Regions from separate parts of the Homo sapiens genome. Here region 1 is linked to region 2. Evidence: chromatin loops called from intact Hi-C (ENCODE). Cell type or tissue: K562. All regions are shown on one strand.

Region 1 (8,000 bases), 67 kb after region 2:
AAGTCCTATGCTGGAAGAAGTCCCAACTCATTTGTTCACTGGGACAAAATGCCTGCCCAAGTTTTGGGTTTCTACACCTACTGTATTAGAGTTCTCTAGAGGGACAGGAATAATAGGTTAGATTTATATATGAAAGGGATTTTATTAAGGATAATTGACTCACATGATCACAAGGTGATGTCCCACAACAGGCCGTCTGCAAGCTGAGGAGCAAGGAAGCCAGTCCGAGTCCCAAAATCTCAAAAGTAGGGAAGTCAACAGTGCAGTCTTCAGTCTGTGGCTGAAGGCAAACCACTAGTGTAGGTCCAAGAGTCGAAAAACTGAAGAACTTGGAGTCTCATGTTTGAGGGCAGGAAGCATGCACCACGGGAGAAAGAGAGGCTGGAAGACTCAGCCGGTCTGCCCTTTGCATGCCTGCTTCTATGCTGGCAGCTGATTAGATGGTGCCCACCCACACTTGAGGGTGGGTCTGCCTCTCCCACTTCACTGACTCAAATGTTAATCTCCTTTGGCAACACCATCAGACACATCTAGCAACAATACTTTGCATCCTTCAATCAAGTTAACCCTCAATGATACCATCACACCTATATAACTCATGTCAGTTACTGCACTTGTGATGGTATACCCCTTCCTCTTAGCAATCTACGTGCTCTTGAGGGAACAGTTCTGATGTGTCACCCTATCCTTAGGCTCACATTCCTTGTAGGGACATGTGGCTGCGAACGTGCTGTTTTTCCGTGGAAACCCCCCATGGATAATCATAAAGGAGAGAATGACATTTTCTTAAGCTCTACCTTGCTTTGCAATCCTTGGTTAAGCCTCACCCACATGTGTTGTAGAAACTGTCCTGATCTCCCAAGGGTGGTGCTTCCAAAGCTAGTTTGCTTTTTCCCAAAGGAGGGTGTGAGCATGGGGAGCAGTGGTGGCCACCATCTGAGCTCCTGCTGGATGACCTATGTTGTCCTTTCATCCTCATCTGCCTGATAATGTCATTCCTTTTGTCTTAAGTGTTCCTTCTGAGAACACTTGGGATGATCCAGCTGAAGTCTAAGAATGGTCTAATACTCACTTGTGTATGAGCAACTTAGGCCTCGGTGGAGGGAGGTCTTTTGCCATCTTGACTTCCCGTCTGTAGGCCTGGAAACGCTGCCTTCTCGTTTGATCCTCCCAGTCATAAGGAGGCAGCGTGAGATGTGCCTGAAACCTTTCAACTGTGTTCCTGGCAGTGATGAGCCCTTAGTGCACAGTGGACCTGACACAACACTTACCAAGGTGAAGGGTATCCAAGGCTATCTTGCTTTGACTCTGGCCACAAGTCTGAGGTATGTGATCCTCATCTTGCCTGCCCTTGATAGTGACAGCCTAAGTCATCCTGACTTGTCTGAGACTCTTGTTCCTTATGTTTCAAATGCCCTTATAAGGTATTTTTATCTGCAAGTATTTGAGATAGCTTAGTGATGTTTCACCTCGTGGATGTCCTGGAAGAGACATGCACTCCAACTTATGCTTGCATATGTCCCCAGGATAGTGGGCCTGGACCACTAAGGTCTTCTTTCCAAGGCTCACAGACCAGGGCTCTCAGATCTCAGCAACTTCATTCTGCTTTTCTATAGGAAGATATCCCAGTGATGGTCTTCATGAGCCATGGGCTCACTATCTTAATGTGGTTGACACCTTCTGGAATTGCCTGCCTTTGATCTTTATTCCATTGGTTCTGGTTGCTTGGTCAGAAAATGCCTTTTCAGAGATGTACCTTGAAAATATACCAGTTTTTGAACCTGGCTAAAGTTTCATTCACCTTGGTTGAGTATCCGACACTTGAAGCTGATGCTGGATGCCCTCTTAAGCCATGCTATCTTAGGTGGGCATACAGGAAAGGATGTGTAAGAAGTGCAGAACTGAACGTGGGAGGATTTAAATCTGTCTCCTGCATTTGCACCTTTCTCTTCTCCTTTGTCATCAATTGCCCTTCTGGTGAGTGGAACCCTCTGGATGACACCTGAATACCAGTCAGTTGATTAGCAAACTGTTCTCATAGGTTCCCTTAAATTCCCCCTTGGCATGTCTCTTTACATCTTTATAGGTTCTAAGGATTAGGACAATGGTGTCTGTGTGTGTCAAGAATCTGCCTACTTACCACTGGCACTCTACAAGGAGGTGACTTTTCACACTTGTGTGAATGTTTTAATACATAGCAACTGTTGAATCTTACTACTGTGTACCTCCATACAGCTTAAGGGAAAATGACCTGAAGTCTGTAATTTGTTAAACTTAATTCTTATTTCCTCCAGAAATTGAGCTCTAAGAACAGTCCATGTCTCACTCATTTGAACAACAGATACTTCCGATCATCCCTTCCCCAGTGATGACAATGGTGTTCTGGGCTTTGATTTCTTTCTACCTCCAAAGCATCTGAAATCTTGATCTTCAAAGTCATAGTGACTCTTGGTCTCTGCATTACTCTTCATGCACACACTTCCTCAGCTTTCAGCACCAGAGGACACCTTGTGGCAATGCAACTGCCTCTGAGAAGGGTGACTCCTCCTCACAGCACTTCCAGCATATAGCTTTTGCCTGAAATCTGGTTCCCGACGATGAGGAATAGGTAGGACCAAGTCCTGCTCCACACCCAGGTCCACATAATTAGGTCAATGCATGATGTGCACCTTCTCCTTGCATTGGTTGTCTGTTGTTCTTGGTCCCTTGCCCTGACTTTTGTCACATTCACATCTCCATGTAGTAATGGATGGTTGGATGCAGAAGCTGGATGTTTCTTGACTTGCACTTCAGAATGAACCCTTTCTCTTGCCCTCCTTTGCACATGCTGTCTCCCTTCTGCCATGGGATGACATAGAAGATGCTTGCCATATGTGGGTCCCTGGACCTTGGAATTTCAGTTGTTGAATTCCTAATGCTATGCTTTCTGCTATAGTCCTTACTACTTGAGGGGGAAGATGGTCCGAAGTCCTTACCACCACATAGTTCTTGGGAGCTGCACTTCTGGTTTGTGCCTGTCCTGCTGGGCTGATAACAATTGTCCAGCCATGAGAACTTCTAATCAGACCAAGCATACTAAGAATTTATTTTGGACAGAATTAGCAATACCCTTCTATATAAAGTTACTGCAAGAATATGGTGGCTAAAACACCTGTTCATTTGGAAACCAGTGGTAACATACGTCAGCATCTCATTAGGTCCAGATGAGTCCTTGGTGCTCAGAGCCTCCTGGTGTAGAGTACTGCTCGGCTTCCAGTGAGCAGCTCTGCAGTGAAAGTGTATGTGCTCAGGGCATCCTTAATGTTGCCACTGTTTCACGTTGCTCCAGACATGCAGGATAACTCCACCTGCAGCAGGCTATGTTTGGCAGCCCAGTTCCAGAGAGTGAATCAACTGAAGCTCCACTCCTTGCAGTTATAAACCAAAAAGTATGAGACAATTCTCAGTCAACTTAGTTTATTTTTCCAAGGTTACAAGACATGCCCAGGAGGAAGAAACAGACTCACAGCCTCTGGTCTGTGCCATTCTTGAAAGAGGAAAAGCGGGCTGGAGGGAGAAAGGTGAGGATATTGGTAATCAATACGTTGTAAGAGAAAAGGAGCAGGTAGGGGATAGTCAATGGCACATCCCTCTTGGACTCAGTAAATCAGCACTTTACATATGACAAGACAAATACAGAATAGGTACCTGTGTAGAGATTTACCTTGTTATCTCTAGCTATCTGCTTTTAGGGACAAAAGGAAAGGCAGCTTTGTTCCCGGAACCAAGCTGGGTTCAGCTGCGTTTTCTCATGGCCCAGTGAGAAGCAGACTGACTAGCAAAGACTGGAATTTATTGTTGTAACTGGCTACAGGGAGAAGGTTGGAGATAATTTCACCAGACCAACTCAGTGTTACAATTTTCTCAGCGCTTGTATAGGCTGGGGTTATTTGCCTTCCTGCGGTATGGCATTCACCTAATTCTATGGGTAACTAATTGTTTCAACTAGAAGGTCAGAGGCCAAAAAAACGCTTTCAAGTCTGATCAAGCTGTGAGGGCCCCAGTACCTTCAAGGCCTGTCTCCCTAAATTCTACTTAATTGAGGACCTTGGTACCGGAGTGATTATTTCTATTTTACCTCATTTGCAGTTTGGTCCGGAGAGCTGCCTTAGACTCTCCAATACATCTATTCACACAGCTGCCTCTGTTAACTTGACTCGTCTGATGTCATCGAGCCCAAGACAGGTCCTGGCAGAAGAAATGTAAGGCTGTCTCCATTATGTTGACTTGCTCCTGGTTTGGGAGAAGCCTGTGTAGGGCATATGTTTCATTTTTGGCTTTAATACATGGGCATCCATTTCCCTGGGTTTAATTAGCTTTATATTAAAGCAGTGCTGTGGAAATTTTTAACTGGGGTGTTATACAGGCCTGTCTGCTGGTTGCACAGGCCCGTCCATGTGGCGGTCAGGGAGAATTGGCCTGCCACAGAATCATGCGTGACTTGGCTATTGGCTTAAATTTTTCTGGGGGGGGGGCATAGCAAATTGGGGTCCTGGGTTTTTATTTTCCTTTCACATAGCTTACCTACATAGCTTACAGAGAGGCCGGTACCCAACCCACCCCCTGCTCAATTCTATCAGGACTTGGCAAAGTGCCTGTGCATGAGAAGAGCTGAACAAACCCTTCTATGACTAGATAAGGAACAGCTGCCTTGTCACTATCTGTGTTAGTCAGGGGTCACTAGAGGGACAGAACTAATAGATGTATATATAAAGGGGAGTTTATTAAGGAGCATTACCTCCCACAATTGCAAGGTCCCACAATAGGCCCTCTGCAAGCTGAGGAGCAAGGAAGCCAGTCCAAGTCCCCAAGCTGAAGAACTTGGAGTCTGATGTTTGAGGGTGGGAAGCATCCAGCATGGGAGAAAGATATAGCCTGGGAGGCTAACCCAGTTGAATCTCTTCACATTCCTCTGTCTGCTTTATATCCTGGCCATGCTGGTAGCTGATTAGAGGGTGCCCTTCCAGACTGAGGATGGGTCTGCCTCTCCCAGTCCACTGCCTCAAATGTTCATGTTTTCTGGCAACACCCTTATAGACACACCCAGAAACAATACTTCGAATTCTTCAAGTTGACACTCAGTTTTAACCATCACAGTTATCATAAGCCTGGTACACTGGCCCCAATCCTCTATATGACCTCTGCTCATTGGGACTATCCAAGGCTAAGGAGTACTAAGGAGAATTGTCTCTTTGCCCAAAGACATCAAGACTGAGGACAGTACTCACTGATGCTTAGGAATTGATGTGTCTGCAGTGTTAACTGTGTAATCTAAATTTGCATGGGGCTCTGTTTCTCTCCCTCTAGACTGTTGAGCAGAACAAATTCTATTGAACTGCTACTCACCTTGGAAGGAGCAGGTATCTCCTTCTCGTGACACTTAAATCTGCTCTTGCAGATCCTCAGGTCAATGCAGCATCATCAGCTCACCCAGAGGTAAAAGACTGAATGCAGAATGCATTGAATGCACCAAATGCAGAGTGCTGGGAGCTTCTGCCTTTTCCTCTTCATGGATAAGAACTGAATGTTCTTATCCCAGAACATCGAGAGATAGTGGCAGTGGTCATTGTCAACATGAGTATTAGTCTTGTTATGTAGGATAATTTCGATATAATTGTTGTACTTCTACCTTAATAGCTGTATAATATCCAGTAAGGGAGTTTCCAGGGTACTGAGGATACCACGGGAAGGTTTTTCATTGTATACCTAATTTCTTCCACAGAAAATTGAAGTAAAGACCTACCTTTTGTGTAAGGTTTAATAATTCATGCTTTGGTATTCATGTATTCATTGGAAACTTAGATTGAACACTGGATAATACCCACATCTTTATTTGGTAAGGGTAAGAAGATACGCAGCTGTTTTCCTTGATCATGCTTCCCAGGGAAAGAATACTTCTGAGGCTTCTCATATGAAACTAAAGTGGCTTACTGGATTTTTCTGAAAAGACTGAGAGAACAGAGTATCTGTACAATTTTGTTCCTGCTCTAACAAATGACCACCAAGTTTTAATCAAATCTGTATCTTCTCACAAGTTTGAAGCAGGTCTCATTTGGGTAAGATCATGGTGAGGGCAGGGTTTGTTCCTGTCTTGTTGCTTTGACGACCATTGGATTCTGGACCTTCCCATGTTTATAGGTCCCTTCCATTGCTTGACTTGTGGGCTGTTGGTTCATGTGCAATTTCAGGACCCTCTTTCATGTCAAATCAGCGTACATTTTAAATCACTTTCACCTTTGTTTCTGCTTCTCTTTGTCTATAATTGTTCTGACAGTGGATCCTCCTGGATAAGACCTGGAATCTTAAATTCAGGGCTATGCAACCTTATTTCAATACATTTCCTTGTCTCCTTAGACATTCACATAACAGGTTTACAGGTCCTAAACATTAGGACAGATATATTTTGGGAGGTTATTCATCTGCCTCCATCTGGTACTTCGGGCTTTGAGATCATTTCTAACAGAGGAGGAGGATCTGGTGACAAGGTGGAGAGAGCCATCACTGAAGGGGTGGAACTACAGTGTTCACTGATGGGAGTGTAGGGCACTCAATGGTACTGGGGCCTCAGGAAGTACATAATGTGGATATCACAGAGTTGGATTCTGGGGGCCAAGAGTCTCATTTTGTTCTGCTTGTCTGCCATGATCATTATAGCTTTGTCCTACTTCTGAGGCATCTATCCCTTGTGGTGCTGAGATGCGACTTTGCATGAAAAAGTGGACGAAGAGGATGAGGATGCGGCCCAGGGCAGCCTAATGACTGGAATGTAACCACCAAGACACTCCATTCCATGGAAGTAGGAGCTCCATGCCCACAAAAGCAGTGAGATGACCAATGGAACAGTTGGGAATGGATAACAAAAAATACGGAGCTCTATCCACAGATGACCTGTTACTTTGATCCTATTTCCCTACATAGTCCAAGGATCTAAAATGAGACCTATCTTATCTGCCAAATCTTCCTTACGTGTCATGAGTTGTTCCAAGGTGACTGTTGTGGAAGATAATGACAACCCACACCCCTGAGTACAGTGGAGGTTTAGGAGGTTTGGATCTCCACGTTTAAGTACTGCCAAGTGTGTCCTCCTGTGTTTCATTGCTACGTATCTCACTGTGTTAGAAATGGGATCGAAGATACTTTTTCACACTTGCTTGTGAAAGAGATGCCTTTCTCCTTGAGCTGGTAAGAAGGGTATGTATCTAATTTCAGGTTATTAATGTAACTTTTTGGTGATAGGTATCCATTCTCCCTTCTGACATTTTCCTGAGTTCCTCTGACTTGAGGGAGCCTAGCCAATGTCATGCTACTTCCTCTCATGGAAGCTTTGCCAGCTTCTGTGGGGTCTGAGCCGCATCACATGGGGTAGTGCTGGATACAACCTTGATCAGTTTGACTCTTACCTGTCAGACATTCCTGTTTGTGTCCCTATTGTGTTCATTTTCATGCCAGAGTTTGGGATGATCCAGGTGAGGTTTCTTGCTCTACCTATGGGCTCTGATGGAGATACTCCATTTTATCTGCAGGGAGGTTCCAGTGGGTGTGAATGACATGGGCAATACTTACTGTGGGCCTGGCTCCCGGCAGTCGTCTTTCCCCACTGGCTCCCATATCCACAGTATTGTCAAGTGTTCAGTGTTCTCTGTAAAGTCTTTGAGTAGCTGAGGTTAAGGACTTAGCAACATAAATGCTGTGAGTAGATGTGACCCATTGGTAGTTCTAAAACCACCCAAGGGGTTCACCTTGCCTGCTGCCAGACAGGGGAATTGCAATAGAGAAAAAGTAATTCACACAGCAGACTGTGAGGGAGACTGGAATTTTATTACTCAAATCGGTCTCCCCAAGCATGAGGGGAGCAGAGTTTTTAAGGATAACTTGGTGGATGGGGGGGAAGCCAGTGAGCCAGAAGTGCTGATTGGTCAGAGAAGAAATCATAGGGAGCCAAAGCTGTCATCTTGTGCTGA
Region 2 (8,000 bases):
AACAGGAAAGGCAGATGGACACAACTCTGTATCCGGACTGAATCGTTAGGCCAATTCTACTATGTAATTAGGATTATATTGGGCTGGCTTAATAAATTTCCCTTCCCAAATCTTTTTTTCAGTGCCATTAAGATTTTCCATAATTCCTTACGTTTAGCTCCTACAGCACGCCATATCATTTGGGGTTGCGGTACCACTATACCATATGCCCAAATAATAGGAACCCTTGCTGTACTTAGTGTCCACCATCAGATTATTTTTTGTTTAGATGCAGAGTGACCACTACCTGCAGATTGAGAGGTGGGGCCTCATAGATGCCCCTTTAGGGGACCAATCAATAACTCCATATGAATCATTATGCAACACCTCTGCCTGCGTTATGATATGATCGTCTGAAATGCCTTCATTTTTTCTGACCATGTCCAATCCACTTTACAGATAGGTTTTTGAGGGTGGTAAACCTTGGCTACAGGAGCATAATCATTGTAATAAATACTAAGATTGGAAAGCATATGTAAGTGCCGCAGAGATATGTTCAGGCACTATCCCCAGCCAAGATTGGGAGGTAAACGCCCATTGGCTTTCCCTAAGCAAATAGGTAAATGCTCAAATCCCAACAAGATATTTATAATTGTTCCCTCCTCTTGGGGGTGAGACACGCCTCTATCTGTAGAAAAAGGCATCCAAAAGCTATCATTAGTGTATACCTCCACTAGGGGCTCTAAGCATATTACTGGCCGTAGAAGTGGTAGAAAAGGAATATATGCCCAATATAATTGTTTCAGCAGTTACTGGGGGGGGGGGGGGTGGGGGGAGTACTCATAGCAATGGTGAGCACAGCCGTCATAGCTATTATTAGATTATTCATCATAGCTGGTCATTCCGCCACCTTCAGATTTTCTTCTCCCATCTTTGTCAACTTCTTGATGTGGCCCCAGGTGAGTGGCTGTGCCTGGTGAGTGTTGCTTGCCGGGACTGGTGTCTTCCTTACTGTCAGTCTCGACATGGCTGCAATCGGGGGTCCTCGGGTTCCTTCCCAAATCTCTTCCTCAGCATCTGGCTCATAAGGTTTCAGGTACCTTGATGGTATCCAAGTTGGCTGCTGGTTTTGGCCTGGAGAAACACAAGCATAACCTCTACCCCATGTTGTTATTTTACGTATTTCCTAACTTTGTTATCAGATCTCTCCACCAAACCAGTCGTCTTGCTTCTGTCTTTGCCACTGGTTTCTATAGATGTTGTTCAGCTGCTTGATAGCATCTGGCCTTTAGGCAGGCTCAGAAAATTTAAAGTCAATAATGCTAGATTCAATTGTATACTTGGAGTTCCATAGTCACTGTTACCCGCAACCCCACACTTTGTTTTTGTAATTGCTGTTTTAGGGAGAGATTGATTCTACAATGGCTTGTCCTTATGAATTATGGGATGCCAGTAATGTGTTTAATATTCCATATAGAGAAAAATGTAGCTAGAGCTTGGCTAGTATAGCCTGGGGCATTATCTGTTTTAACTGAAGTTGGAATGCCTATGATTGTGTGAAGCCTTGTAAAAGATGCCACTTAATACAGGCAGAAGATTCTCCTGTTTTGACAGGTAGCTTAAAGTGAGAAAATGTGTCTACATATACATGCACGTAAGCTAGTCTCCCAAAAGTTGGGAACATATATGACAGCCATTGGCCAAAGAGAATTAGGTTCCAATCCTCGAGGATTAACTCCTGTAAAAGATGAGGAATGCACCATTTGGCAAGTTGCGCATTGCTGGATGATAGCTTTAGCTTCTTTCCAGGTAATGCTGTATCTGCATTTGAGACCAGAGGCATTAAGGGTTAAATTGTGAAAGTGTATAGTATTAGATAATGCAGTAGCAACTAGGCGATAAGTCATTTGATTGCCTGTGGTCAAAGGTCCTGGAAGGGAAGTGTATGAGCTCTAATTGAGTAATGTAAAAAGGGTGCATTCTATTCCTAACTGCCGTTTGCAGTTGGGTGAATAAAGTAATCAGTTGTTCATCTGTATGAAATTGTGTAACTTAGCATTTTCAATTGGGTGGAGTGAACCACATATGAACAATTAGAAATTACATTGACAGGCATCTCAAGCACTCAGCACCTCAATTACAGCTACAAGCTCTGCTTTTTGAGCTGAAGTATAGGGTGTCTGAAAATTTTTTAATCCAGAATGAGAAGCTTTACCATTACTAGACCCATCTGTAAAAATATATTTAGCACCTTCAATTGGTTTAAATTGTTCTAGGGAGAATCCAATTTTAAAAATTGAAATAATTTTCAAAGTGATCAGGAACACCTACAAAATCAGCTAAATGGGTTTACCAAGTAAGACTATTTATAAAGGCCTGTTGTATTTGTGCCTTTGTAAGAGGGACAATTTTTCCAAGGTCATATCCATGCAATTTAACAATTCAAGTTCTCCCATTTCCTATCAGTAGCAGTTTGATCCAAATAAGGAGTTAAGGACTGCGAATTAGTATGTGGAAGAAAAAGCCATTCTAAGTCTTGGTCTTGGACAATAACACCAGTAGGTGAATGCTGAGTTGGAAAAATCTAAAGTCTTTTTTTGATCTATTCCGTTTGATCTTTATGTATTTGCTTCTCAATTAGCTGTAACTCTGTCTCAGCCTCCTGTAATTGCCAAGGGCTAGCGAGACTAGGATCCTCCTCTAACGATAGAAAACAGGCTACTCATGGCACAGGTAGGAATGCCTAGAGCAGGTCATATCCAATTAATGTCTCCTAGTAATTTTTGAAAGTCAATGTCTTCAATTCCAACGTATGGTTAGTTTCTGTGGCACTATTGTAGTGTCATTTACTAAGCCGTGCTATACGCTCTCCTGGCTCTGCTTTCCAGGGAACAGAAGTAGATACAATAACTTGAATTTCTCCATTGTAATCTGACTCCTGTTTGTACTTGTATTCCTTTTAAACTTAAACTAGACCTACCTAGAAGTAATTCTGCTGTCCCCGCAGGCAGGGGTCCGCTCCTGTTGACACCTTTTGCGGGGGTTCCCCAGGCAGAAGGCTCGCAGCTTTAGTGCAGCATAACTCTGGCGGGTACTGGCTGTGGCAGGGGACAGGCATTGTACAGGGGTGAGAGAGTGGCCTGAGCCAGGAATGACCCGGTTTGGAACGGAGCCTGGGACGGACCCTCATGGCACTTCCCGAAATTGGGTTCTCATCTTTATCAGACTTAGTGACGCTGATTAGCCCAGTGTTTTCCTTTTTTGCATTTTGGACATATTCCAGGCTCAGCAGTTGTTTGCCCCCCCAACTGGGAGCCTGACTTGCTGATTTTTTTTTTTCCCCTGCATTCTTTTTTAGTATTACCATGCTTCCCACAGTTAAAACAAGCTCCAGGAAATGAATATTTCCTTTACCCACTTTCAGTCCTGCCATTGCCTTGGGCTAGCAGGATAACTTTATGCAGATTACCTCTGATACTATCACAAGCTTTAATATACTCGACCAAATGTGCTTTTCCTTTAATAAGTGGCAGAGCAACTTGGCACTCAGGATTGGCATTGTCAAAAGCAATAACTGCAACACCATATCCTGAGCAGCAGAATCTGCAATCGCCTTTTTAAGAGACTCCTGTAACCTGGCTATAAAATCTACATATGGTTCTTTTGGTCCTTGTCTCACAGCACTAAAAGATGGGTATTCTGAAGTGATTTTCCCCAGCTCTAATACGTACTCCTAAGGTGCTCTATGGCATCATCCTGCATGACCACTTGCACATCTAAACCAGCCCAGCCGCTAATCCCCAAAAGTTGGCCTGCAGTTACATAAATTTGAGGTTGGGCCTGGGCAGTGTGAGCAGCCTGAATGGAAGCTTCCTCTGCCCACCAAGTTTTAAGCTGTAAGAATTGAACATGAGTCAGACAAGCTCGAGTAAGAGCCTCCCAGTCAGTAGGGATCACCTGACTGGAGACGAGAACATTTAACAGTCTTATTACAAAAGGAAAACCTGGTCCATACTGATTAATAGCTTGTTTAAATTCTTTAACTTAAAAGGAAGAGGCTCACATGTAACCATAATATTCCCGTTGATCAGGTGGTTGTATTGTCATGGCAACTGCCAAGCATCCATATCACCCTCTCATCTAGCTTGCTGGATTCCTGCCTGAATGTAACTGAGAGCGGTCACTTGAGGCGCTGCTCAGTCACAGGGGCAACTACTTTTCACCCAGTGTCCTCCAGAAGAGATCCGGAGGGGGTCAGGCCACTTTCTTCAAAATGGGTGGGGAGGTGTAGAGGGTTAGGGATAAACATCTCCCTCTGCCGCTTTAGCTGGCAAGCAAACTTGCTCTGTCATCTTCGGTTACTTCATTGTACTCTCCTTCCTGACTTTTTTTTCTCATCTGTGTGGAAAGGTTCCAAGGTGGAATGAACCAGAGCCCACACTGACTAGTTTACAGGAATATCCTCAGCACCATCCTTATATGCCTTTTTCAGTGCACTGCCTACCTTTTCCCAGACCTCTACATTCAGAGTTCCTTGGTCCAGAAACCAGGGGCAATATTTCTCTACCACACTAAAAAGCTGCATAAGTCATCTGGTGCTACCCTTCACTCCTCCTTTTGAGATGCCAAAGCAGACTCAAGCCTCATGTCTGCTCACCCCTTGTCCCATTGTTATCCTGATGCTTCTGAGCTCCCCTTCTTACCCACAGGGATTGCTTAAAGAGTACTCGGGTGTGCTCCAGTGTAGTTCCACGTACTCCAGCCGTTGCTCCAGTGACCTTTCGACTGGAATTCGAGCCCCCCCATTGGGCACTGCTTGCCAAGACCAGCTCGGTTGTGGAGACCCTAAACCAATGGTGCTAGAGGAATTCGACTCAGGAATTAGGGTATAAAGTGGAAATCGGGGGGCTGACAGCCTTGAGAGCTAAGAGCCATGAACAGAGACTGGCCCACACATTTGACAAAGTCAGTGATAAGCATAGTTTTTATAGATAAGCTAAAAGCATTCCTTAGGGGAAACAAAGCATTCTTAGCAAGGAGCAAAGAAACAGGTGCTGGCTTGATCATCTGCAGCAAAAGCATATTAAGGCACAGGCAGCTCCTGCTATTGTTAGTGGTTTGACCAGTTTTCCCTCTCTGGGCAGGCCAGGTTTTCCTAGCCCCCTGCTCCAGTAAACCTCTAGCAGTGTGTGTGATAGCCATCATGATCGTGTCATGTTGCTGCAGAAATCCTGTTTGTGGTGTTTCTTTAAGGCCTGTTTGACAGGGTTAGGGCTTGCTACCAGCACCAGACAGCACAGGGGCCAGTGTGAGATTAGTATGGCTGGGTGAGAAGTCCTGCCAAGGTGCTGGCAGATCTGGGCTGTTGCCAGATGGACTTGAGAGCTCTATTCTGGGAGTAGATTTTTGGCAGGCTTTTTCCAGACTCGAGAGGGCCCTCAGCTGATATATGGTCTCAGTAATGGATCAGGCTCTACCATGTACCATGAAAGTGTCTTATGACCAATTTAGATCTCAACTTCATAGAAAGCTGTCACAATGAACTGAATGTTATGCATAGTCCAGGAGAGGGATTTTTTTCTTGGTCATAAAATGGTTTGTTAGGGAATCATGACTCTTCCCTTGTTATCTAAGTCCTTCAACTTCATACCTGTTACCCGTCTTTGCCTATGACTTAAACTGAAGTGTAGTAAAGTTATGTGCTTTTTGTGGGAGAAGTCCTAGGCCTCTCGCTTAGTGGTGTCCAGGTAGCTACTTAACCCCAAAGAACAATCTATACAATAAGACCTAGACTGGAAACACAAAGTTCTCTGTGAATCTCGTCTGAGATGGGTAATGTGGTGTGAGACCTTATGGCTGACAGGTGTCATAGCCACAGCTGGTTAGTGTCAGTTACTATAGACCCAGAGGTGCGTCTGTGCTTGTGAAATACTTGGAGGGAATTAGTATGTTATTGGCTTCTTTGGTTCCCTTATGCCTTTATGTCATGTCCCTTAATGGAAGAATTTGTACAGCTTTTCCTGTATTAAAAATAAAGAACTGGTATCATAACCTCTCCACACTTAAGGCCCTTCAGGGACTAAGACTTAGGCCTGACCTCAGCTCAGTGGCTGAGCTCATGGATCCCAGCCATGTTGAGCTGCAGAGCTAATCATACAATGCTAGAAGCACACTTGAAGGTGATGCGCCATCACCAGGTGGCTGGGTCCCAAGAGTCATCTTTTGCTGAGAAGCATGTGATGGGAACCTCTGGGCTCTGGGGTGTCTTCTGGGGCAAGCAAGCATTGGGGCAGGAGGTACAATAGTGCCTGAGCTACCCTTTGTACCTTCCTCTGCTCTGAGGATCCTAGACAACTTTGATCCATGTCAATGTCTTACTCGGCTTTTCAGACAACTGTGACCTTGGATTGCCCACTTGGCTATCTGTTATAAGTAAAACTTCCAGTTTGTTCTTTCACTCAATGTTTTGAAATCATTCATAAACTTCTCGGCTGTCATAAGGCCTCAGGAATCATTGGTATGAAGAATCTGGTTAGAGGGTATCGGAAGATACAATGACATAGCCATCAGAATGGAACCTTTAAGTCTGAATTCTTGGCCCTTAGAGCTTGGGCTATAATGTAGCCAGAGATCCATCTCATCCAAAACCAGACTGAAACACACGTTTCCGTATACCACTGTGTCTGAGTGATGCACGTAGGATCGTTTTCTGCTGGGATACGCACTGAACTGACAGCCTTGGTGAACATGAGGGAGATGGATGGACCCCAGTCTCTGCACCTAGTAGACCTTTGGTAGTTTACCCTGTTTCATGAAATGTGTGGCTCAAGTCTAGTTCTTTCACTGCGCACTGACACTGCCAGAAAAGGCCTTGGAACTTTCTGCAGTGGTTGTGTTGTTCATACTGCCTTGTGTGCAGGGGAGACTTAAGATAGAGGAAGGCTGCTCCCCTGACTAAAATGAGGTGCATTCTCAGAGGGGGCACCTGAATTTCCACTGGATGTGGGAAGCATTCCTCACCCAAGTCATACTACTTTAGATCCTGGATCTGAGTCATCCAGGACCCAACACTTGAGGTCTGGCCCCAGTGGAAAGTGATGGGAAGGTTGGTCCTCCAATCACAGCTTGCAAGATGTCCCTATGTGATCACTGTACCAGTGTCCATAGTAGGAGATGTTAACACCCAAACTCATTGTTGCTTATAAAGGTCTGTATATAGACACTAAGGTAAATGCGTAGCAAAAGGGCCAGGTGTTAGGGAACAGGTAGAAGGTGGACCAGTTCTCAGCTCCAGAAAACAAGCTTCAACAGTCATAGTGAGGCATCTGCATGCTTCAACCTGAATCTGAAATACTTAACACACTACCTATGCTCCCAGAATCCTCCAAAGTCCTCAAATTACATGTATATCTGATATCCACCTATCAACTAGATCAGAAACTTTTAATTGGATGCTCCTGTGTAATTTTTCATTGGGGGCTGTCCTGTGCACTGTAGGACTTTAAGCAGCACAATTTACCTTTTCTGCTAGGTGCCCATAGCAATTCCCTTCAACCCCTGAAGGGCTGTGATCAACATCTAGACACTTCTCCCTGGAAAGCAGAATTGACCACTTGAATACCTAACTAGGTTTCAAGAAACCATCAGCTGTCTTGGGGGTAGTTCTCTCATGGCACCTTCATGTGTGGAGTACTAGATGCCTGTGTGTTTTCTCCATGATCTTTGAAAGGTTGGAGAACAGACAATCTGAAGCTGAGCAATGCCTTCACAGAGGTGAACTCTCCCAGAAAAAATCCCTTCAAGGTAGCCCCTAGGGCCTGGGATTTAATTGTTCTCCTTTCCACGTTGAAGAATCCTCTTCACCACCGAGTCTTGGGATGCAATTGGCAGGTCCATACCCTTATGTCTTCACTGTGCGTGTCTTGGCATGGGCTTCTTACTGCTCAAGAGTCTGAATTGGACCATTCCCATAGGCCCCTCCACATATGAGTGTTCCAGATCTCTTCTATGTAATCATCTTC

What was found. A loop is a pair of places that touch in the nucleus more often than their neighbours do. Peaks named below come from ENCODE experiments on the same cell type or tissue, not always from the same donor. Only the 100,000 strongest peaks of a DNase experiment are listed, where the experiment ranks them.
Region 1: a loop joins it to region 2, with 4 times the contacts of the local background. A loop is called at or near these places in 8 of 110 quality-filtered maps.

The regions. Positions count from the first base shown.
Region 1 is chr4:10,235,861-10,243,860 of GRCh38, forward strand. No RefSeq gene overlaps it. Among named protein-coding and RNA genes, the nearest start is that of WDR1, 120 kb to the left of the region's middle. RefSeq lists a cis regulatory region at 4,102-4,951. In K562, no CTCF peak of the experiment used is centred here; DNase peaks (open chromatin) are centred at 4,221 and 4,631.
Region 2 is chr4:10,169,331-10,177,330 of GRCh38, forward strand. No RefSeq gene overlaps it. Among named protein-coding and RNA genes, the nearest start is that of WDR1, 57 kb to the left of the region's middle. In K562, CTCF peaks have their summits at 694 and 4,173; DNase peaks (open chromatin) are centred at 701, 1,901, 3,124 and 4,241; H3K4me3 peaks cover 292 bases.